Regions from separate parts of the Homo sapiens genome. Here region 2 is linked to region 1. A link is a contact called in ENCODE Hi-C or POLR2A ChIA-PET data. All regions are on one chromosome and are shown on one strand. Each heading gives the region's core, a stretch centred on a gene start or an enhancer-like site at or near the end of the contact. The rest is flanking DNA. Distances are from core to core; before and after follow the strand shown. Region 1 holds the start of DSG1-AS1 (DSG1 antisense RNA 1). Region 2 has its middle 11 kb from the start of DSG2.

The links. Hi-C counts contacts between places; a loop is a spot of excess contacts on that map. ChIA-PET counts read pairs that join two places held with the same protein, here RNA polymerase II (POLR2A). Pooled maps may share reads with other maps.
Region 2: a map of right cardiac atrium shows a loop between it and region 1 (2.2-fold over the local background). The contact joins the enhancer-like site here to the promoter of DSG1-AS1 in region 1. A Hi-C loop is called at or near these places in 6 of 168 maps with a recorded cell type or tissue (PC-9, Right ventricle myocardium inferior, colonic mucosa and 2 more), 2 of 37 single-sample maps with no recorded cell type and 9 of 50 pooled maps. POLR2A ChIA-PET finds 5 or more read pairs at or near these places in 4 of 52 experiments (GM12878, MCF 10A, PC-3 and 1 more).

Annotation. Positions count from the first base shown.
Region 1 is chr18:31,422,477-31,430,309 of GRCh38, reverse strand. DSG1-AS1 (DSG1 antisense RNA 1) reads left to right here and starts at 3,322. Exons shown (of 4, transcript NR_110788.1): 1 at 3,322-3,477.
Region 2 is chr18:31,482,999-31,490,831 of GRCh38, reverse strand. No RefSeq gene overlaps it. Among named protein-coding and RNA genes, the nearest start is that of DSG2, 11 kb to the left of the region's middle. RefSeq lists an enhancer at 489-4,636. Within about 2 kb of position 3,056, at least 4 of the 41 ENCODE cell types and tissues checked have a DNase peak (open chromatin) inside an H3K27ac peak, as active enhancers do; they include PC-3 and PC-9, where a contact is called at or near this core.

The DNA of each region.
Region 1 (7,833 bases), core at 2,073-4,572:
AGCTCAGGATCCGTCTTCTCCAGGTACCCAGCTCTGAGCTCGCATACTAGCCTGTGCTCTGTGTCTGCATGCCCACAGCACCTGGGTAGTTTTCTTGAAGGTTATACGGAAATGTTTGCTTAAAAGTTAATCTCTCTTGTTAGCCTATGATTCCCCCAAGGGTGGGATTCTCTTTGTACCCCCAGTGCCTAGTCTGTTCATAGCAGATAATGCATAAATATTTGTTGAGTTGAAGTGAACTCAGTGGATTAAAAGCCTGAGCAAAATATGAGCTAGATATCAATCCTCTGAGGGTTACATAGAAGAATAGAGTTGGGGGGTCCTGGGAGGAAATTTAAGATCAGGGTCAGTGACATCAATTCAGACAGTAGTATATGGGCAAGTTTCAGTGTCTGAAACTTAAGGAATCAGAAGAGGCAGCTATTTAGTGCATCCAACTCCAAACCAGGAAATGACTGTATTCTAGAAGGCGGACTCTCCCTCTGCTCTGCCTTGGGCTGGGTGGGAGGGGCTGGCTTCTAATCACCTTTCAGGGTGTGCCCTTCTTCCTGTCTTTCTGGACCCAGCCTACTCTTTCCCGGCTTTCTACTGTCTCTTGTTCCCTCATTTTTCCTTCCTGCTGTTTCATTTTTTTCCCTCTCTGCCTATCTATTCTTCTCTTTCTGTGTTTTTTCCATTACCTTCCTCCTTTGCCTTTTCACTCTTTCTCATTACCTCTGGGCAGAATGAGGATCTGAAGCTTATATCAATCTTTTTATCAGAGGAAAATTTTGTGTTTTGTATTTTCTCTTAAAAATGTAAATGTCTCCAAATAACTTTTTCTCACTCTTAAAAAATCAGCTAATTAAATTGCTTGATGTTCATTTAGATTTAATTCAAATCCGCTGTGCACGAGCTTGAAGAAAAGCAAACTACTGTGTGTTGGGGGGAAACGTGACCACCGCCTGATCCATCTATCATCCCCCTGATCCATCTATCATCTATCATCATCCATCGATCAGGGGGATGGATGTCCTGACAAAGATGTGAGCATCCCCTTCTCTTTCAGCCCATCAAGAAGGGCAGCACAGGGAAAGAGGTGAGGTTAACACAAAATCCCAAAGAATTCTGGAGTTCCTTTTAGAAAAGTTGTCCCTCAGGGAACAATTGTTCATTGCTGTCCAAGGGGCTTTGTCCAGTTTTCTCAATTGACTACAAAACATTCTGGGTATTGCATACCTGTGGCTTTACTCACAAAGAGGATCCTTTAGGACTGATTTCTTCTTGAACAAAATGCCTGGAATCCTCAGGTCCCTCTCATTTAGGAAAGATATTTTATCCAACAGGGATTATCTTGCTAAATAGGAATAGGTGACAACTGGGCAATTTAACACCCAGAGATTATGTTGCCCAAGAAACTCACTTTTTGAAGGTGATGACCATGAAGTCCAGAGGGATAAGGGACTGGTCTACCCTTGCATGGCCTGCCAGTGTTGAGGACAAAGTGCTAGTAGATAAGGGGCACATGTATCAACATCTACAAGATGCGGTCTAGTTTTATATTTCAAAAGTTGAAGATCAAAGCAAAGACAGTCAAAAGTGGGGTTTTCTAGGCTTCATTTAAATGAATGAAGAAATATAATGCACCTACAACCACAGCCTTCTTTCTATGTAGATAAACTGCCTCTCCTTAGTAACGATTACAATGGGCCTAGAGTAGGTGAGGATCATTGAGTACTCATTTTTACAAATTCTTCTCTTGCAATCTAGGGATTTAATGACTTTCTTATTTTCCCAGTGCTTTTCCGGAAGAGGTGTTCTGTAGAAAGGACCTACCCAGTGCTTATCTTCCTGTGATGTGAATAATATGGAGTGTACTGATGGTATCTCTCACATGCACAGCATTTTTTCTGCTCCAGGGGATACTGCCTTGTGTCTATTGCTCTAGTTTCCCTCTTCCTAGCACTAAAACCCTTCCTATATCTCTCTCAACTTACTCATAGAATTCAAGCATTTGAGAGCCTGAGGAAACTTAAAATGAACTAGTCTAGTGGCTTTCAAATTTCTTTTAACCACAACTCATGGTCAAAAACATAGTTATGCCACCAACCAGTACACACACACATACACAGACACATGTACAGAAACGAAACAAATTTTTTAAGGCAATACTTACTCTTACTTTGTGTGATGTATTCTGATTTTTAAATATTTTATTTAATTTCATTAAAAATGTCTAGATAGGCATACTAAATTGACTTTATGACCCATCATTGGAGGTGTGACTAACAGTTTGAAAAACACAGATTTGGTCAAATTCTTTAATTTTATAAATAAGAAAAGAAATGAGAACAGATTTTATGTGTCTTATGCAAGAATTGGACCCAAATATGAATAGAATTCTCAATCCAGTCATGCAAAGCTGCAAGCCTTGTTTGCAAGAAGCTGAAGCATCTAATATTTTACCCCTGAAAGGTTAAAAACATATCTCTTTATAATTTCTTTTTTTAAAAGATAGATTTTTTCCCATAATCTACAGCTAATAGAAGAGATGATTTTGGTAAAAGTGTTAAGAAGTGACTGAAGAAGGATAACTCAACAAATATTCATTTTATAGGCATGTATTAGTGCCTAACATGTACTGAGCACAGTCTGACCTAGAGACATAGAGATAGATGAGATAATGGTATAATTTTGGATCAGGGTGTGCCAACAGGCATAGAAAGAAAGGAACTAATTCGATTCATGCTGTGAAGGATTATACATGACTGATTGGTTATGCAAAATTGACAAATATTTAATGAATGCCCATTACGGTGATTGTATTTTCTAAAACTCAATTTAATGTAACAAGAATGTATACATAAGAGGACAACAGGTAGATGATTTTAAGTTAAGCCTGAGAGGGGTGGTGATAATAATTATGAACCTGCCCTGAAAATTCAGGAGGTATGGTTGCTATTAATCACGCACCCAACCCTTAGAGTCACCAATTGTTTCAAATTTCAGGACTCACGAGAAAGCATTTCCTTATTTTGACCAGATTTTCTTGTTGGCAAATTGATGGATGTTTTCTCTTTCAAGTAGTCACTGCTAATCTGTCTGCCTGTCATGGAGCTTAGTGGTTTCAACTTCAGATTTCATTTCTCAGCCTTTTTTCTTGTTAAGCTACATGCTTTTCTGTCTTAGCTAAGGATGCTTGACAAGTACTTTGCCAAAACATGCAGTGAAATGAACACACCCTCATCTTCAGAGAAAGAACACTCCTTTTTATTCCACGGAAACCATAATTCCCAAGCCAGTGAGATTATCTGTGGTCTTTTCTCTTTATCCCCTCCTTTTGCCCTTTAGGGGAGAGAAGAGTGTGGAGGGAGGAATCGGGGAAGCCCAGTGCCGTACTGATGCTCTGGACTTTGTTTTTGGAGGTAGCCTGTGATGCAGGGCAGAAAAGAGCTGATGCCTTGGAGAGAGACTGGGAGAGGCTGGAGTTAATAGAGGGTAGGTGTACTGTTCTGTCTTATTCTGCTAGCGAATTGCTCACTTTTTCAGATTCTCTGGCTTGCTTTCTCCTTGTAGAGAGCCTCTCGAGCCTTTTGAGCCTCCCCTCAGAAAATCTGAAAATTGAGGAAGGAAGACACTAACTTCCTAAATTAAAATAGATCAGTTACCTAGTTGACACCAAGTTACCTATGTGATAAATAATTTTTCTTTACTTTTTTTTTCTTTAGATAATTGTTTTTTTTTACTGATACATTTTATGAAATTGGGGTGCGTGAAAAAGTGGTAAGGTTCTAGTTAACTTTTTTTTTAGCGCTTGCTCTGTGGCTTGGTCCTCAAGTACTACTAGATTTCAGTAGTTGGTGGAGGCATTCTGAGTCTTTGGTAAAGGATTCTAATCATGCTGTGAAGATTATGCTGCTGTATGAATAGATAACAGCCATCAGAAAAAGTTAGTGACTCTTATTAGCTTGCGACATTTGTTTGGGGGAGTTTGCATCCAGCTTGTAACTGTTATGAAAGTGATTACTATATAAACGGAATGTTCCCTCACATGTCCAGGTCTTCCATCCTGTCCAAGGGATAAAACAAGACATTTTATCTGAGTTAAAATGTCAGTTGTCACAGTACCTTCTTTCTTGCCAACATCACAGTGCAGGTGAGGCAGAGCATATACATTCCCTAAATTAAGGGAGGCAAAGAGAGGGGTGGAAATAGAAACTATGGAAATAGAAAATAACAAGGAGCAGGCTAGTACATGAAATCCACAAATTGTGAAAGATTAGTCATAGTGTAATGTATTCTGGACAGTGTAAAAATCTTCAGTTGTTTGAAATTAGGAATGAAGATAAGTAATAAGTGCCATCTCAGGATAAGATCCACCATTATCATGTCAGATCATGTCCTCTTTGCTGGGAATATATATATTTTTCTTTTTTTCTTGTTCTCATTTGCACTGAAGGACTAAGCTGGGAATATTTTTTTCCTCTAAAACGTGTATTTAAATCTAAGGATACTTATTGATAGCTGTCTTCCGAGTTCTATCAATCAGCCCACAGGTAATACCTGGGAGATTCTGTTGTGGCATTGTGGTTCAGGCCTTCTCATGCCTATTTTCTTGGAGGAGAGAGTTCTTCAGTGTTCAAATTGTTAGATGTAATATGGTTCTTTCTTAGAAAATTATGTCCTATAACTTTGGTTCTAGGACTATACTATATATAGATAGGGGCTGGACACATTGTAGATAGCAAAGCCTATATTGTCTTCAGTCCAAAAACCAAGTAAGTTTTATGGCCATCAAAAACAACTGGCACAACCTAACCCCTGATAGCAGAGGTTATCTATTTAAATATGCCTTTATAATGCTGGCATCCTTATAAACAAATGTAAGTTTCATAATGATATCTATTGGACTCACAGACTCAGAACTGGGAGGAAAACTAGAACTCCAGAGATATAAAAAAATTTATAGCTATGATTATTGTACTTTGGTGTATAAGGTGTCTTCACTAACATCAAGGACTGTCTTGTTAACAGTGTGTTGTAATATACAGATTTTAAAACATGTGCATAGTCATTGACCCCAAAACTTCAATTCTAATGGAAATAATGTAAAGTGCATGTTAAGCTCTATGCACAAAGATATTAATCACACAATCACTTATAATATTAAAGGAGTAGAGGAAACCTCAGTGTCATTTCATGGGATGAAATATCTCTTTAATTATTTTATGAAGAATATTAAGCGTAAAATGCAGGTACAGGCTTTTATATAGGATAATCTCAACTAAAAAAATAATGTATGCAATGAATATGGGTATTAGAGAAAGACTAAATTTCAGTCACAGATTTGGGTTTCTAGGCCTTACCTATCAGTTGAAGGGTAGAGCTGTGTTAGCATTAGTCGAGGAGAATTATCATGGTGTTAGTTGTTGTCTCTGGGTAATGGGAAATTATTTTCATTTTCTTTTATATTTTTACATTTTCTAAATTTTCTACAATGAGCACATGTTAATTTTATACTGGGAAAATAATCATCCTGCACTAAGAGCAAAAAAAAAAAAAAAACCTTGACATCTTAACACTGAGTTTTTCTTTTCATTTTATTTCTATTCCTTATAAATGTAGAAGGCATATTTTTCTTGAGGTGGAGGACTATGTCTGAGTCAGCTCCTTCAGCACATAGTCCTACAGAGAGACCCTTAGAGTTTGCAGGGCATTTCCTGGGCTCCGTGCTTTTAGGTTACAGCGCCACCTTTGGGATATAGCCGGCATCACTCGTTACCACCATTTGCTGATGATGTGAAATGCACAATTATACTACGATTTTGTGATGTGGGCAGCTAATTATTCAGTTATCCCAAGGGTTAAGATGTGTAGATGGAACGCATGTTATTTCTTCACTGCCTTGGTTCATTGAAACAACTCCTTGCTGGTCTTCTCATCAACTGCTTCATTCTCCTCCTATGCATGCCAAGGCAAACTTCACGAGCGATTTCAAATTCACTGTTCTCCTTTAGGCATATTCAATGGTTCTCTTTCAGATTTAACTTTCAGATTAAAATGGAAATTCCTTAACATGTCATTGATTTCCAGGTTTCTGACTCCTTCCTGTCTTGTGATGATCTGCCTTTATTCTTCAGCGTTACCAGCTGCTTCCAGCTGTCAGAGGAGCCAGTCTTTCTCCATCTTCCCTGTTTCTCTCCTTGTCTCCAATTCCATCCTATTGGCCTGGAATGCTCTTCTCATTTCTTCATCTGGCTGTTTCCTGTGGTTCCTTCCAGGCTTGGCTCAAAGTTCATTTCTTATGGGAAGCCTTTCCCAGCTCATTAATGCTAGGCCCCTCTTCTCTTCTCCCTTAACACTCATTCATACCCCCTTGTATAACTGTATCTCATACTGTATTTCAACCCTTTACTTCTTCCTGAATCTGACTGAGGTCCTTGATGGTAAGGACCCTAATTCACGTTTCTATACCTAGCCCTTAGCTCATATGCAAATAATGAAAATGCTCAAAAAACATTTAATGAATAAATGAATGAGCACTGGAATTGGTTCACGGTGATTTCCTTATAGTTTTTCTTTTCAATTTTCTTCAACTATAAAAGAAAGATCATAAGATGCATTAAATAAGAAAAATTTTGAGAAACAATTAGCCTAGTGCTAGACACATACTAGTAAATACTTGTTTTTTACTCTTTTTTTTTTTTTTAATAATTCCTATCTAGTTTCATGTTCTCTACATATGGTGGCTCATGCCACACTGATATCAAAGTCATCACCCAGTCAGTGCCTCCTTGTTAAATACATAATGTGTATTTAACAAGACTTCCTAGTCAATCAATATTTATTCTGATCACATGCATGCATGGTGACTTTTGTGCCAACACCTCACCATCACTCACCACACAAACTTGCTGCCTCCCTATCAAACACACATTCAGCCTCTCTCTTACTTTTAACTCGGTAATCTTATCAGTCTCAGAAAACCTTAGCTCTGTGAATTTCTAACGAAAGTATGGTCCTTTTTTGTTTCCCTCTCTCTTTTTTTTTCATTTTTTTAAAAGTTGTATTTTAGAATCAGGGAGTACATGTGCAGGTTTGTTACAAAGGTATATTACGTGATGCTGAGGTTTAGGATATGACTGTCACCCAGGTAGTGAGCACAGTACCAGATAGGTAGTTTTTCAGTCCTTGTCCCACACCCACCTCCACTCTAGTAAGCCCTATGTCTATTTTTCCCATCTTTATGTCCATGGGAACCCAATGTTTAGCTCCCACTTATAACTGAGAACATGCGGTACTTGGATTTCTGTTTTTGCATTAGTTCCCTTAGGGTAATCACTCCAGCTGCATCCACCTTGCTGCAAAGGACATGATTTTCTTCCTTTTTATGGCTGCATAGTATTCCATGGTGTATATGTACCACATTCCCTTTATCCAGTCCATCACTGATGGGCACATGGGTTGATTCCATGTTTTTGCTATTGTGAATAGTGCTATGATGAATATATGGGTGCATGTGTCCTTTTGGTAGAGCAATTTATTTTCCTTTGGGTATATACTCAGTAATGGGATTGCTGGGTGGAATGGTAGTTCAATTCTTAGTTTTTTGACAAATCTCCTAACTACTCTCCACAGTAGCTGGAGGAATTTACATTCCCACAAACAGTGTATCAGTGTCCACTTTTCTATGCAGCCTTCCCAACATCTGCTATTTTTTGACTTTTTAACAAAAGCCATTCTGACTGGAGTGAGATGCTGTCTTATTGTGGTTTTAATTTATATTTTGTGGTCCGCTTTTTAAGAAAAGTTTTCTTGATGCTTAGGGTCAATCTTTTATGCCAACAACAGTAA
Region 2 (7,833 bases), core at 1,807-4,306, 61 kb before region 1:
TTTCCTGTATCGAAAGAAACAAGAATAGGTGCTTATAAAATAATATAACTATAATTACTTATAAAATAAAATAATATAACCACTGTGGTAGAACTACACATGCAGTATATGAACAATGAAGGTTTCCCACCTCACACTTTGGACTATGGGGTTAGAAAAGGCTTCTTGGAGGAAGTTTGCTGAAGTGATTCTTAAAGGATGAGTAATTGTGAACCAGGTGTTGAACCTGCCAGGGCAGAGTGACTCAAAGCATAGACACTGTTGATGAAGAGTCAGGGGCTTTCGCTTTAGCTGTGAAAAAAGCTTTCTTTTCATCATGTTGACACAAACAGGGAATCAGAAGTAAAAACTTTCCTTTTGGTAAAAACATGTTGAATTTGAGACATTAGAACAAAATCCAATTAGAAAAGCCTAGCAAGTCATTTGAAATGAGAAAGGACAACTGCATTGCAAATAGATTTGGGCAGCAGAAATAGTCACCTTATTTTGTTCCCATCTCACTGGCTGTTCTTTCTCAATCCCTTTCTTGCCCTCTGCTACTTGTAAAATGTGTGTGTCTTCTGAGTTCCAAACTTTGCTTCTTTTCTTCTTACTTAGTAGCAGGTATGATTCTGTGGTCACTTTCATTGTGTAAACTTAGCTTTCTTTCTCAAGCTCAAATCATGGGACCTCACTATTTGGATATTTCATGGGAACCTCACACTTCCATAATAATTTTGTAGGGATATCAAACTCAGCATATTGACAAAAAAGCTTTCCCTCTGATATGGTTTCGCTGTGTCCCCCACCTAAATCTCATCTTGAATTTTAGCTCCCATAATTCCCACGTTTTGTGGGAGGGACCTGGTGGGAGATAATTGAATCATGGGGGCAGTGTCCCCCATACTGTTCTCATGGTAGTGAATAAGTCTCACGAGATCTGATGGTTTTATAATGGGTTTCCTCTTTTGCTTGGCTGTCATTCTCTCTTGTCTCCCTCCATGTAAGACATGCCTCTGCTTCTCTTTTGCCATGATTGTGAGGCCTCCCCAGCCATGTAGAACTGTGAGTCTACTAAACCTCTTTCCTTTATAAATTACCCAGTCTCAGGTTTGTCTTTATTAGCAGCATGAGAACAGATTAATATCTCCTCTCTTTACTTTCTCTCCAGTGCAAGCTTGCTGCTTTCTCATATGCCCCACTCAGTCAATGGCAGCCTTGCGAACTTGGCCACTCACTTTAGGACCTGAGTGGCATCCTCTATTCCTTTTTCCATCCTCTCCATATCCAGTTACTTACCTCTCCTTCAGTACTCTGTGGCTCTATCCCAGATGACTCACACAACCTGCATAGCAGCAATCACATTATAGTTTATGGTTATTTCATCCATGTCTACTCTTCCACCCATTTCTTTTTCTCAAAGCTGTTCCTTCTTTGGGAGCAGAGGCCATATGATATTCACAGTGAGCCCAACCCTCAGCATCCAGCACATATCAGATGATCAATTAAGACTTGTTGAAATAAGCCCACACACTGGAAGGGATTAATTCTAAGTGAAAAAGGAGTATTATAAGGAAAAGTGTTTGGAATATCCACTGTGGGTGAATTAGCAGAGGTTCTGGTAAGAAACTGTTGGTCTGTGGTATGTATGTGTACATGCATTTGCACACATACACGCACATGTCAGTTTGTGTACGTATGTTTTCCCTAACAACACTGCAGCCCAGAGCAGAATAAGGATGGCAGCTGGTAGGTGTAAGTCAGGGTTGTAGAGTGACCCAGATGACAGTTAAGAGGTGTAAGTATCCAGGAAAGATCAACTATTATTTTGATGTTTTTCTAGGTCCAGATTGATGACATCTTATGGAAATATCTATGTAAAACATCTATAAAGAGAACTGAACTAGGCACTGAGGACAATATCACACATACAAAGATGATAAACAAGATCTATAACAAAAGGCTGAAGGTGCTGGGAATATTTAACCTAGTAAAGAATAAAGTGGTCAGGTGCAGTGGCTCAAGCCTGTAATCCCAGCACTTTGGGAGGCCTAGGTGGTGAATCACCTGAGGTCAGGAGTTCAAGACCAGCCCAACCAACGTGGTGAAACCCCATCTCTACTAAATACAAAAAATTAGCTGAGCGTGACGGAGCATGTCTGTAATCCCAGCTACTTGGGAGGCTGAGGCAGGAGAATCGCTTGAACCTGGGAGGTGAAGGTTGCAGTGAGCCGAGGTGGTGCCAGTGCACTCCAGCCTGGGCAACAAGAGTGAAACTCCGTCTCAAAAAAAAGAATAAAGTGACAGTATCAGAAAAAGAATGTAAAAGTCCTAAAAATCGTTTCTATAAGGAATATATTCCTATTGCTTCTTTAAGCAGAAACATGTTTAAGTTTCAGAGGAAAAGGTTTAGGTTAGAAACTGTAACTTTCCATTCTATAAAAAAATCTTTATCAAAAGAAAAGAAAAAAAAGAGGTGTAAGTATCCAGGATACTCCTGGAATTGAGTGTGGTCAGGAGGAAGACAGACAGGGTGAATGAAGCTGGAGGAGCTCAGGGCCCAGTTGAGAATAGACAGTTTGTTACATTGGCCATGGAGAAATGGGAGAGGATCGTCCTTCCCCTCAATCCTGGAGAAAGACCCATGGTCCTATTCCATGGAAGTCAAGGCATGGATGACAGCACCAACATTTGGAGTCAGGATCTTGAATTTCTTATGGACTCTCCAGTTAGATGGACCAAGAGACGCTTCTGCCTTAGGTGGTGAGAGAGGAGCGCTGGCCAACGTGGGGGTGGAGGAGGCCTCTAATAAGAGAGCGGGAAGAGTTATGTTGACTTTCCCAGTTAGAACTCACAGGATAATAAAGCCCAGCAGACTCCAAGCCCTGTTGTCTAGCACAGAGAAGCCAGCACGTCCTTAATGAACAGTCCCCTCATTCTGGGGGAGCAAAAATAGGCAGCCCTGAGATCACAGCCTCAGACGTCAACATCCCGAAAGAGTGAGAGTCCCAGTGCCGTGAGTCACAGTGTCTCACTGAGCTTTCCCCACATGTTCCTCCTTGTGAGTCAGTATACATGGACTGACTGCTTTGGATGCAAAGTCTCTGAGCCAAGCTGTTTTAAGGAAATTGTTAACATTGTTCATGAGGCAGAGGAGAATTAGGGAAAGACAGTGACAGTTGCAAAATAGCATTTGGTGCAGTAGAGGAAACAAAATGGTCTATTCTTGGGAATCAGTAGGGTGTTGAACACATCTCATGCAATCTTTTTTGAACTAAGTCACAGTAGTTTAAAAATGTGATCAGAATATAATAATGCTGGATTGAGGCAATTATGAAACAGGCAACTGCCTGGGAAACCCCAGCAAGGCCTGGAGGCCCCAACAGAAGGCCTCTCGCATTCACTGATTAATGTCGGCATTCCTTCAGCAGAAGGCTTCCTTGGAGTGCATATTACTGGGAGGGCAGAATGTTGATCCACTGTCAGTTATTTACATCTTAGTCTAGTGCCACAGGTTCACCAGGCATGCCCCACCTCGGAGCCTTGCACTTGCGGTTCCTTTTCCCTGGAAGTTTCTGCTCCAGAAATGTACAAGGTCTTTTCCGTCACTCTTCACTTTTCTCCCCTCAAATGTTACCTTCTCAGTAAGGACATTCCCTGACCAGTGATTTTAAAATTGTAATTACCCTCCCCCCGCCCCCCGTGCCCAGAGCTCCCCATCCTCTTTTTCTCTTCTGTATTTTTCTTCTTGGTACATTGTAACCTAAAAGACTGTGTTTTAACTTATTTCTTATCTGTTGCCATTCCCTAGGATGTAAACTTTGTGAGGGCTGGGATTTTTCTCTGTGAACTGCCGTGTATCCTGCAAATAAAACAGTGCCTGGCCCAATGTAGGCTTTCGGTAAATCCCAGCTGAATGTGTAAATACATGAATAAGTGAAGAAATTTTCAAGGTTATTTTGGAATTGAGAGAGAGAGAGTGTAAAATGAGGGTAAAGGGGAAAAGGGGAAGAGAACATTGGATTCCTGGAAGGACATGAGGGACTGTCACCAGACTGGGGTGGGGGTGTGATGGGGGGCCTGGCTCGCTGTGGATAAAATTGCTCTACCTCACAATTTCGTCAAGGGCGGGCATTGCTAAGACTGCCGGGACAGGGTGAAGTGGAGGAGTTCAGACGCCAGTGGAGAACACGGCTGTTCTTCCTCTGCTTTAAGGCTCCCTTCCTTGCAGGGGGAACCAAGGAAGAAAGCATCAACAACATGAAAAATCCTCCTTCTCCCTGGAAATGAACAAAATGTGCATTCACTACAGGAGTGCAACACTGGGGAAAGTTAATTTTATCTACTCATGACAAATCTATCATTTCGGTTTCACCCTAAGTTTTGTTTATGGAAGTTCTTGGAAAGATAAGGGAAATAGCAAAGAAAGAGAGCAGGGGAGTCCTTGGTTGCTAACAGCAGTCCTGGACTGGAATCCATCACCAGCATGACAGGGCTTGCAGGCTTTTAGGGCAGGCACAGCAGTACTTACTGAGTTTCAGAGGGAAACCATCACACTGACCCATTGTGACTAATGAGCTTAGGGAGATACACAGAAATAAATAAATTTTAAAAACCCCTCAGAAGACAGAAAAAACAGACAAAACTGGTTTTTGGCAATTATTCATTCGTAGATAGACAATGACAGTCTTATGTGCAATGAAAAAGTGAAATAGAAACAATGCAGTAGCTTCGGAGAGTGAACCTGGAAGTAAAATAGTGGGTTTAAAAATCTTTCCAAATGACCTAGAATGATAATTGTAAGCACTTTGGTTGAGAGATGCAGAATTTCAAAAGTACATGATTTTCATTCTAAAAAAACCCAAGAATTTAAAGTAATTAAATTATTTATTTTAATTTACTTTACAAATTAGTCTTTTTGGTGGTGGCTTGAAAATTTCAGTCAACGTACTAATTTGTTAATAACATTCTGAAATTTGTGAAGGATTTCCTTTGTTAAAATGATTGGAGCGCATTTAAGGCTATTCAATAACGAACTTACCCACTTGTGTTCTGCTATTCTTCTCAGGTTGAGGAAAAACATGGGTTCCAACAGGGAAGGAGATGGGAGCCTTAGCCTTGATCACAGGGCTTCTCCGTCTGAGGGCGTGAGCTTGTGAATGTCATCTACTTTGGAGGACACACTTCATGAACTGTGCTGACTACAATTACAATATTGTTATTCTTGAATCCCAGGTTAGATACTGTGAATGGCAAATTACTTCTATCTAGTAACTTTACTTCCGTAGCAAAAGTAATTGAAAACCCCATAACATGATAAATAATAATTTAATTAATTTTGGCATCTATATACACCCAGGGAACTGGAGAGTCAAAGCATTCTTTCAGATATTATAAGAGAAGAGAACCAAAATGTTGTCTCTGGTGTCTAGAATTTCAGGAATTTTTTTTTTTTTTTTTTTTGAGACAGAGTCTCACCCTCTTGCCCAGGCTGGAGTGCAGTGGCATGATCTCGGCTCACTACAACCTCCGCCTCCTGGGTTCAAGCGATTCTCCTGCCTCAGCCTCCTGAGTATCTGGGATTACAGGCTCGTGACACCACACCTGGCTAATTTTTGTATTTTTAGTAGGTACGGGGTTTCACCATGTTGGTCAGGCTGGTCTCGAACTCCTGACCTCATGATCCACCCGCCTCGGCCTCCCAAAGTGCTGGGATTACAGGCGTGAGCCACCGCCCCTGGCTGAAAATGTTTGTTTTTAAACCCATTTTGTTCAAATTACATAGCTTTTTTTTTTCAGTAGACCTAGATTGAGTTACATCACCTCTTCTAATTCTCACTCCAAGTAGAGGTTTTATGAGACAGAGATGTGTTTAAAGATTAAGCAAACTGATTGAGCAAAAAAGTTTGATACAAAGAAGGCAATGGGAAAAAAATTGCTCTGGATAGTTTAGATATAATGCTCACAATGACCTTTTTCAGCTTGTCTGAAGACAATTGTGGTTAAAATTAAAAAAAAAAAGATTGTGTTCATTATGAACATTACTGTGTATCTTGAAAGCTGACCCCTTACTTAGCTAGGCAATTGTCTGCACATTTACTGTAACATCTTCCTCCTCCCAGTGGCTGAATCTTCAGCTGGAACAATATGTGAATGACATTATACCTTTGGAGAGAGTTACACCCATTTCATGCAGAATCAGCTACAATAAAGTTAAGTCAGTCAACAAAGACTGCTTGTGATTAATTCTCTTACGGGTATGAGAGAGGATGAAAGTGTATCATTGTACTTCTTTCTTAACTGTGGGATTACAACATGAATCTGAAGTAAATAGTTATGTTGATGACAACAGGTTAAGCAGAACAGTATTACAGAAAAGATTCAGAGTTGGATAATGTGAAATCCATGTAAAAGCTCATGTGAAGAATTGCTCTATGGTTCATAAAATTGCCATGGCTAGTTTTCATTGTTTGACACTACAGGAGAATTAGTCTACTCTATACCCCAGAATTTTCAATCATTGAAATCTTGAGTCTACAGAGTATGCTCAATGGGTCAGAATGTGAGGCCTGAGTCCCAGGTGTGATCATGTGTACAGAAATGGTCTAAATGGACAGATGTGAAATGTGTGATTGGAGGGATGCTGGACAGTGTGTGTTCTCAAGTTGCTTTACCTCCTAACCTATTGCTCAATGATAATGAAAATTCACTTTGTTTATGCAGTCAACAAATATTCTAAACATTAAAGACACACACTTCAGGGAGGAGTAACAAAGTGCTTTTTGTGATTTATACCTTACTGTGAATTAATTTCTCAAACAATTAAAAAACTTATCAACTAGTTATAGCCAGTTTTTAGAAGAAGCAGGTAGCAGTGAATATGAAGACATTAGGCATGTCATGTGCTAGAAATAAAGAAAAAACATGCAAAGGTAAAGACAGATTTCACTTCCTTCCATTTTATGATGGGTCAGCTGGCATTTGCAAATAAGCTGATTTTCACTTGCCCAGCAGTGATAATGATCCATAAATCATAGAGAAACTGAACATAAAAGTGTGGTCTTTTTTCATGCAGTTTGTCACTATTCTAGTAACATTAAAATATATATCCAATGGAAGTGGGGTCAATTAGTGTCATTCTTTTCATGCTAGTTTTCAAGTAACTGGGTTTTTTTTTTTCCCCCAAAGCCACGTGGATGTCCCATCTGGCTGGTAGAAATGACATAGTGAGTATTCTCTGGGGGAAGAAAGAAGCCATCCATCCTGCCCATGACCCTATTGCAACATGATAGAAACAACCTACATGACCCTGTCACAGTTAATATCCACCTGAACACAGGAATTCAAGTCTTCATTTAAAAGCCTAAATTCACTTTTCCAAGGAAGCTGAATTGAAAAATGGCAATCATCTGGTGATTCTGATCGGCTTGGGTATACAAGATAACAATTTGTTATGAACTGGCATGTCTTCATTGGACTGTCCATTCATCGGAATTTCCAGTGCTGAGAAGACTAGGGCAATCCTTGTGGCTAAGGCAAAAAATTAATAAAAAAGACATATTATGGTGGCAGTCTAGAGTAGCAGGAAGAGAATCAGCCTAGCCAATTCTTAACTCTGAAATTGATCCACGAGTTGCTTCTCAGCCTCAGTTTAAGCATCTATGTAAAAGGAGGGCTTTGGATCATACAATAGGGATATTTCGAGATTCTGTGGTTTCAGTAGTTTGTACGTCAGAACTCTTTGAGATGATTGAGTTCATTTTGAAGATTTAAAATACAGTAAAAAAAGAAAACAAATCTTTATGAGCATTTACTATGTTCAAAGCGCATTCTCTTAACTTTACAGAAACTCTG